Linked DNA regions of Homo sapiens: region 2 is linked to region 1. Evidence: read pairs that join two places in POLR2A ChIA-PET (ENCODE). Cell type or tissue: Panc1. All regions are shown on one strand. Links, peaks and the distances in the headings refer to the core of each region. The heading gives the core; the rest is flanking DNA. Region 1 overlaps RB1 (RB transcriptional corepressor 1). Region 2 holds the start of LOC105370198 (a long non-coding RNA gene).

What was found. Peaks named below come from ENCODE experiments on the same cell type or tissue, not always from the same donor. Only the 100,000 strongest peaks of a DNase experiment are listed, where the experiment ranks them.
Region 2: POLR2A ChIA-PET joins it to region 1 with 7 read pairs; 15 of 35 experiments call an interaction of 5 or more read pairs at or near these places.

What each region holds. Positions count from the first base shown.
Region 1 is chr13:48,314,614-48,319,006 of GRCh38, forward strand. All of the region lies in intron 2 of RB1 (RB transcriptional corepressor 1), which reads left to right. It also overlaps the pseudogene PPP1R26P1. Among named protein-coding and RNA genes, the nearest start is that of RB1, 13 kb to the left of the region's middle. In Panc1, for the core only: no CTCF peak of the experiment used is centred there; no DNase peak of the experiment used is centred there.
Region 2 is chr13:48,218,438-48,222,830 of GRCh38, forward strand. LOC105370198 (a long non-coding RNA gene) reads right to left here and starts at 3,872. Exons shown (of 6, transcript XR_007063792.1): 1 at 1,962-3,872. In Panc1, for the core only: no CTCF peak of the experiment used is centred there; no DNase peak of the experiment used is centred there; H3K4me3 peaks cover 372 bases; H3K27ac peaks cover 115 bases.

The DNA.
Region 1 (4,393 bases), core at 216-4,215:
ACATGGTGAAACCCTGTCTCTACTAAAAATACAAAAAATTAGCTGGGTGTGGTGGCATGCGCCTGTAGTCCCAGCTACTCTGGAGGCTGAGGCAGGAGAATCGCTTGAACCCGGGAGGCGGAGGTTGCAGTGAGCCGAAGTCGTGCCACTGCACTCCAGCCTGGGCAAAAAAAAAAAGAAAAAGCAGCTAAAATCTATGTATTTAACAAAAATCTCTAATACAGTACCATTTTATTTATTATAGTCCTCATGTTGTATATTAGATCTCTGGACTTGTTCATCCTATGTATTTGCTACTTCGTATCCTTTGAACTACATCTTTTCAAAGGATGAAATTGGGTAATGTGATGCCTCTAGCTTTGGTCTTTTTGTGTAGGGTTGCCTTGACTATTCGGGCTCTTTTTCAGTTCCATATGAATTTTAAAATAGATTTTTTTTTTCTTTTTCCTAACTCTGTGAATAATGTCATTGGTAGTCTGATAGAAACAGCATTGAACCTGTAAATTGCTTTGGGCAGTGTGGCCATTTTAATGATATTGATTCTTCTTATCCATGAGCATGGAATGTTTTTCCATTTGTTCGTGTCATCTCTGATTTATTTGAGCTGTGTTTTGTAATTCTTGTAGAGAGCTTTCACCTCCCTAGTTAGCTGTATTCCTAGATATTTTATTCTTTATTGTGGCTATTGTGAGTGGGTTGCATTCTTGATTTGGCTCTCAGCTTGGGTATTGGTACACAGGAATGCTAGTGATTTTTGTACATTGATTTTATATCCTGAAACTTTGCTTATCAGCTGAAGGAACTTTTGATCAGAGACTATGGGATTTTCTAGGTGTAAAATCATCATCTGCAAACAGGAATAGTTTGACTTCCTTTTTTCTTATTCCGATGCTCTTTATTTCCTTCTCTTGTCTGATTGCTGTGGCTAGGACTTCCAATACCATGTTGAATAGGAGTGGTGAGAGAGAGCATCCTTATTTTGTTCTGCCTTTCAAGGGGAATGCTTTCAACTTTTGCCTCTTAAGTATGATGTTGGCTGTGGATTTGTCATAGATGGCTCTTATTATTTTGAAGTATGTTCCTTCAATGCCTAGTTTGTTGAGCTATATACCACACTTTCTTTATCCACTAATCGGCTGATGGGCACTTCAGTTGATTCCATACTTTTGCAGTTGTGAATTGTGCTGCAATAAACAAGTGCAGGTTTCTTTTTGATATTATGACTTCTTTTATTTTGGGTAGATACCCAGTAGTGGGATTGCTGGATCGAATGGTTGATCTGCTTCTAGTTCTTTGAGAAATCCTCACACTGTTTTCCATAGAGGTTGTGCTAATTTACATTTCCACCAACAGTGTATAAGCATTCCCTTTTCACTGCATCCTCGCCAACATCTATTGTTTTTTTACTTTATTTTCCATATAAAAAGGGGTTTATTTAGATGTTAGAATCATCTAGTGATTCAGAAAGATTGGACATGAATCCACCCAGGCCCAGGGCTGAGCTGCAGAGCAGCCGCTGACATCCGCGGGGATTTCACATGCAACAGGGAGCTCTCACGTGCTTGCTGGCCATTGTGCTTTAAATCGTTTTTTCCAGCGGACAGCTGTGACTGCAGTTTTCAAATGTGCTCTGGCCTCCAAGGACCAGGGGGGCGGTGGGGGGCGGGGGTGTCCTCTGTATAAAAAGTGCTGTCCTGCGAGCTTCCCGACGGACACTTTGGGGCATCTGAGCGATTCCCGGGGAGGGCAGCTCTGCCTTCCTCAGGCTACCACTGCAGCCACCGACGGACATTCTCACCAGCAATCAACCAAAAAACATCAGAGTCTCTGTGAACTTGGCTGCGATGATAAGAACCAAATGTTTTCTAATCTAAGACTTGTATGCAGAACACAGGAAATTGCAATTAGGAACACCCTACAAAATTGAACAACAGTATTTTCTAAAAATATTTTTTACATCACTTTAAATAATTTACAGAAAGCTACAGAAATCATATTTACCAGGACACATCTGTTAAATAAAAGCATTGTTTCATGTTGGTGTACGTCTATACAGGGCTATGTATAACCGACTCCTGTTTCTCCTCCCTGCAACCACAGAACCATCACACACACACACACACACACACACACACACACACACACACACACACACACACACACACACACACGGATACACGCACAGATACGCTCCTTTCCACAAATGCACGCAAACCGGGACGCAAACCCACAACTCGAGGGCTTAGACCTTCACTGCTGAGCTGCCGCCACTGTCCTCCGTGCGCGGAGTGTCGCTGAAGTCACTGGCGTCACTAACCAAGGCGTGCCCGCCCAAGGTGCCCTGGTCCTGGTCGTCCCTATCGATGACCCTTCGTCAATACCTCAGGTCTAAAATGCTTTCCTCCGAGCCCGAGTTCCTCCTGTCGGGCAAACTCCGCCCTGTCTGTGCCTTGCTGCTTGGCCAGGGCCCGCCGTCCTTCTTCGCCAGCAAGTGTGGGCTTCCAAAGACAGGGCTGGGCCCGGCCTGGGCCTCCCTGAAGGCAGAGAAGGACGGGCCCTGTGGAGGCAGCCCCATGTCGGGCTGAAGAGGCTGGCCTGCCTGCCCCCCTGGGAGACACCCTTTCCAAAATGGAAGAGCTGGGTGGACAGCGCGGGGAGAAGCCCACAAGGGGTAGGCTGGGCAGGCCCCAGGCGGGGCCCTCGGACCCCTTGTCTTTCCCGCTCCCGACGCCCCGCCTCCACTCCGCATCTCTACTTTCCGAGCGCAGCGCGCACGGGTTCCGGTGGGTGAAGTCGCTCGAGGGCAGGGTGTGGTCAGCCTGGGCTCCAGAGTCCCTTTCAGCTTCCTGGCTAGGGGTCAGGAAGCCCCGGCTCCCGCAGCCCATGTGAAAGCTCCCCCCAGCACCTCCGGCCTCGGTGCCCGCTGTGGCACTGCTGGGCAGCTGAATAAAAGCACTTCTGGCAGCATGCTCGGCCCCTCGTGAGCGCTGGTCTTTCTGAATGTAAACATTTCTCCTGCTCGCTGAGAGCCCCTTGGCGGAGACACTGCCACTGGTGCTCCTGGGCGGTGCCGGATCCCCTTGGGCGGGAGCAGCGGGGAGCCCCTTCCTGCCCTGGCTGAACAGGTCGGCTGTGCCCTGTGCTCCAGCGCTCTCTGCACCTCATGGCCCTTCTGCCGGCTGTGGGACCCCCCTGGCCCACTGACTCCGCGTGCACACGCCAGGCGGTGGGGCCCGCTCCTTCCTGCACAGCAACTCTGGCCTGAATGAGCCCCATTTCCCGAGAGCAGCAGGGCCCTCTGCCTGAACTTCTGAACTGCTCAGACTCCTTGGCCTTTTCCGCCAAAAACTTACTAATCTACAGTTCGATGCTCTCGTCACTGTCCACTGAACTCCTGTCGTCAGACAGGGAGCCGGGGCTGGGAGCTGGGCCCTGGCATTCCCTGGGGAAATGGATTCCCTTCAGAGGCGGAGGCAGAGGCGCATCCCCTCACTCGGAAGGCCGGGGCCGTGTCCTGGCTCCTGACGCCCTCCTGCTTCGTCTTCTCTGCCATACTGCCACAGACACTGGGAGGTTTGTTCCCTGGACCCTCGCCGCTGTCTCTCTTGGACTTGGAGAGTCAGCTATTAAGCACCGGCGGGCTTCTGTCTTTCCAGTCTCTCGGGAGCCCGCCCAGCTGCTCCAGGAAGTGCATCTGGGCAGTGCTGAACCTGACCTTCCTGCACGCAGCCCTGGGTTCCCTGCACCTCTTCTTGAGCTTTCGCTTGGACCTTAAGTCCTTGATGGCCGTGTCCAGGTCCTCGTCACTGTCCAGGGAGCTGCTCTTGTCTTCGGAGCTCTCCTTCTCGTCCAGGTGCCTCACCTCGTCTGTCTTACCCTGGCCCTGCGTCATGCGAGTGTCGCCGGGCCCCTTGGCTGCGCCCTCCCCTCCCGGGACCTCGCTGGCTTTGCCCTGGACGGGCAGGTCCCGCCCCTCATGGCCGGGCACGGCTCACGCCTGGCTGTGGTCGGCATCCTGGCCACCATCTTTCACCACCTCCCGCGTTTTCTTGGGCGTGGACGGCCTCATGGCATGGCCGCCGCCTCTACGTTTCCTTTTGCAGCTCAGCAGCGGGTCCGGTGTTTTAGAGAGGGGGGCCTTGGGGCCACTGGTCTGGCTGTTGGGGCCAGGCGGTGAAAGTGGGCCCTGGGCAGCCTGCGAGCAGCTCTCACCTCTGGCCAGCAAACTCCCCGACTATGCCTTGAGGGTCAAAACGTCTGGATTTCCTGATCGATGCTGTCGTCGCTGTCCACGGAGCTACTGTCGCCGTCAGAGCGGGAAGGCACGTTCAGGGAGTAGAAGCGTGGGCTTGCAGAAAGGGACCTGTTGCTGCCTTACATGGGGGCCGGCAGG
Region 2 (4,393 bases), core at 162-4,161, 96 kb before region 1:
GATACTTTGTCATCTCCTAAATGGGGATGATAATGGTAACCACCTAATTAGAAGTACTGTAAAGATTAAATTAGTTAGTATATATAAAGAATTTAGTCCAATGTCCAACCTATAATAAATACCAAATAAATCCCATTTAAGAGTTAACCATTCCTAGCAGTTACATATTTTCATATAAATTCTGTATTTTGTTGCTTTCTCTTTTTAAAATTGCATTAAGACATATACGGTTTCTTTATTTTTATACTTTGTATCAGTTAAGATTCTGTGTAGTACAATATTAGGAAACCAAATAAAGACTGATTTAAAGAAGAAGGAATTGTCTTAACTCAGTTAATAAGAGGTCTGAACAGGGCAAAATCTGCAGTTGCTCAATATATCCTTTCAGTAATGCCATCATACACCAAGTTCTATCCAGCTCTTAGATTTGCAAATATTGGTAGCAAAGTGGCTAAGTAATCCCAAGCATCATATCCAGATATGGCAAAGTCTAGAGGAAGAAGGGACTATCTCCTCCTTGTAGGTACCCAATACAGAAACAAATACGTGGCAATATAATTGGACTGGAATGAGTGTTTGAACATCCACCACAATGCCCACTGAACACTTTCAAGCATATACATCTTGTTTCTGGTAATATGCCCCATTTTATCGATAGTTCTGATTCCGGCTGGGCGTGGTGGTTTGCACCTTTAAGCCTATCGCTTTAGGAGGCCAAGGTGGGTGGATAGATTGAGCCCAGGAGCTCAAGACCAGCCTGGGCAACATGGCAAAACCCCGTCGCTACAAAGAAAATTACAAAAAATTAGCTGGGCATGGTGGCATGTGCCTGTAGTCCCAGCTACTCATGAGGCTGAGCGGGGAGGATCACCTGAGGCTGGGAGGTCATGGCTTCAGTGAGCTGTGATAGCACCACAGCACTCCAGCCTGGGCAACAGAGTGAGACCCTGTCTCAAAAAAAAAAAAAGAAAGAAATTCATCTTCTACAAACCAATTTGTTCTTCAATACAGAGTATCATCAACATCCAATTATAATTAATAACAAAGATGACCAGTTGGATATAAGATACTGCTTCAAGCTTTTGCAAAAGTCAATAATACCACTAAGGTTATTTAATCATCCAGTTTTTTATTCACTTGTGCCTTGTAGGTGTTACAAGTAATTTTATATGGAACTCCCCAAATAGTGAAAAATGTAGATTGTCTCTGAAAAACTGCAGGCTTTAAAATTGCTAATATTTTCTATTCTTTTTAAATAAAGATCTCCTTTATTTGAACTCATAGCATTTATAATCTATACTATATGACTATCTTCTGTTTTGTAGAGTTTCTATTTATGTCACTTGTGTATGAGTCTTTTCTTCCAACCATATTTGTCTTTTACTTCAAGGCAGAGGTTGTGTTTCACACTTCCTTTGTTTTGTTGCTGCAACTTGGACAGAGCTCAGCACAGAGCAGGTGCTCAAAATAAGCACTTATTAGTTAGTGTTCTCCAAGTCGTCCAGTGATGACTCCTAGTATATATATCGAGTGTTACTATGTATGTGAGAGAGAACAGAGTGCATGCCTATAGTAGGCTGAATGATGATCCCAAAGATATAAGGTTCTAATCCCCAGAAACTATAAACATTACCTTACATAGAAGAAGGGTCTTTGCAGATGTGATTAAGAATCTTGACATGGGGAGATTATCCAGGATTATCCAGTGAGCTGTAAATGTCATTATAAATGTCCTTATAAGAGAGAAGGAGAGGGAGATCTCTCTCTCTCTCTCTTTCTCTCTCTCTCTCTCACACACACACACACACACACACAGACACAGAGAGAGAGAGAGAGAGAGATTGAGAGAGAGAGGATGATGTGAAGGAGCAGAGAAAAATTTGAAGATGGAGTGAATGAAGTGATAAAGCCACAAACCAAAGAATGTCAGAAACTGGAAAAGGCAGAGAACAGATTCTCACCTGGAGCATCTGGAGGGAGGACAGCTCTGCCAGTACCTTGATTTCTGCCTGGTGACACTGATTTAGGACTTCTTGCCTCCAGAACTGTGAGAGAATAAATTTCAGTTGTTTTAAGCCACAAAATTTGTGATAATTTGTTAGAGCAGCCATAGGAATCCTAACACAATGCCAATCAACAATATATTTTATTATTGGGAGGTTTAAGAATCATGCATCTGGGGTCTTCTGGATCCCTATCTGTCTTCCAATTCCGACCTAATGGCACCATTACAAGTCAATTCCACTGTAGACTGTATAAAGGAAGCCACTCTGCAACACCTTTCAACACATGTTATCAGTCATATTGAGTAATTTCTCAAGGAGGCCCAATAATATCTAGACCAGCAGGCATTTCCACCCACTGCTCTACTAATGCCATATAGGTTGGTTTCTTCCTCTCAAATTCTCTGATCTCTCAGCTGACTATAGGCTTTAGCGGTGCCCTGTGTGATGACAGCAGGGTTTTGGATATAGTAAGTAGGAGCCACTTTTGGTATCTAATAGGAAACAAAAGGATCTATGGAATTGACCCATTGGTAAAGTGAGATTGCCTTCAAACCCACAAGAAAACTCCACTAGCTTCCTAAATAAAATTTGCTTTCATTTTCAAATTAAGAAGAATATAGAAATGCCCTAGTTTCAATAAAACCTGAGTTGAACACAACTTCCTGCCTACAAAATGCCAATCGAATGAAAGCTGAAGGTGGAATTGGCTATACAGGGACGGCATGCCATTCCTCTGCTCACACTGGACAGAGCATCTTTGTGTCTAGGTCACTCTAGAACCAGCTGGGGGCCTAGGGGCACTGGAGATAGATGCAAGGGCTTTACCGTTGTTCAACCACTTTTTAAAAATGGTTTGTTTTGGTTTGTTTTGTTTTGAAAACCAGGAAAGCAGTCTGCCTTTCCAAGGTCATTAGCTCCATCACAGGCCTCTTCTTTTCACAACCATATTGTTTTGTTTTCTCTAACCTGGAAGACGACTCAACCACAAATGTAATGTTTATCTTTCAAAATAGCAGCTGAAAAAAAAGTACAGGATGTGTGAGACTAAAAACACTCTTTCGGCTTCCTCTACTTTTTTTGTGACTTTCCTCGGGTTCCTCCCTGAGGAAGAGTCTGCTATATATAAGTAATATTCTTCATTTGGCTTAGTGGTGCTCTAAATGAGAGCAGCGTAACCTCAGGAACACAAGCTTGTCTGCTCTGTATCTGTTGGCAGGCACGGGGTGAACTGCAGTTTAGCAATGATTTCTCACCACCTTGTCTTCCTCATTATTTAATGACTCCAAGTGTATGCATCTTGACTTCTCTCCACAGTTGTTTGAAAATACCATTTGACCATGGACACCAGAGCTTCTGAAATACTGGCTTTCCCTTGGGTACTCAATAAGAAAAACTTCTTAGAAATCTGTCTTCAACCAACTGAGCTGTTTATTTTCTTCTTGGGTGCATTCCATTAGACAACAGGATTTATTAGTTCAAATTCCTGTTTCACAGAACGACTTGTTCTTAATGACATGTGTCCTTTCTTCTACTTCCCATACCCCACGCCCTCTCTGCCCAATTTCTCTCTTCCTTTATGTCTGTATCTTTGCACAGTCTTCTGCAGCCACCCACTTACTCGCCATTAACAAGGAACCTTTTTCATCTCCATGATGATGAACGTGATTTTTATAAAGTGAATAGGTAATGTGGCAAAGGTTTTTAAACAGTGAATTGAATTGCTTTTGATTAAATACCATTAAGACTCCAAGTTTGCAGTATGTATGTGTTTGTTTCTGTTATACACAGTCCAATTCTTCATAAAACTAACGCTGGGGGCCCGGCATGGTGGCTCACGCCTGTAATCCCAGCACTTTGGGAGGCAGAGGTGGGCGGATCACCTGAGGTCAGGAGTCTGAGCCTGGCCAACATAGTGAAACCCCGTCTCTGCTAAAAATATAGAAATTAGCCAGGCGTGGTGTTAAGTGCCTGTGATCCCAGCTACTCAGGAGGCTGAGGCAGGAGAACCACTTGAACCCGGGAGGCGGAGGTTGCAGTGAGCCGAGATTGCGTCACCATACTCCAGCCTGGGCAATAGAGTAAGGCTCCATCAGCCTCAAAACAAAAAACAACAAAACTAGCGCTGGTATCTCAGAATGATAGTTGTGCAATTTCTTAGTAATGACTATAACGCAATGTTTTACTATGCCTCCAAGAGTATCCTTTTTCCTTGCAAAACGTAGTTTCACTTTCAGAAAGAGACGAATATCAAAGTTTAAAAATGGATCAAGCCAAAAAAAAGGAAAAACTAGTTAAGATATACATGAAACAGCAGGCTCCCTCAATAGTATGACCCATAGTACTAAAGACAAAGGCATTAAAAGAGTCAAGTGGGACAAATACTAACA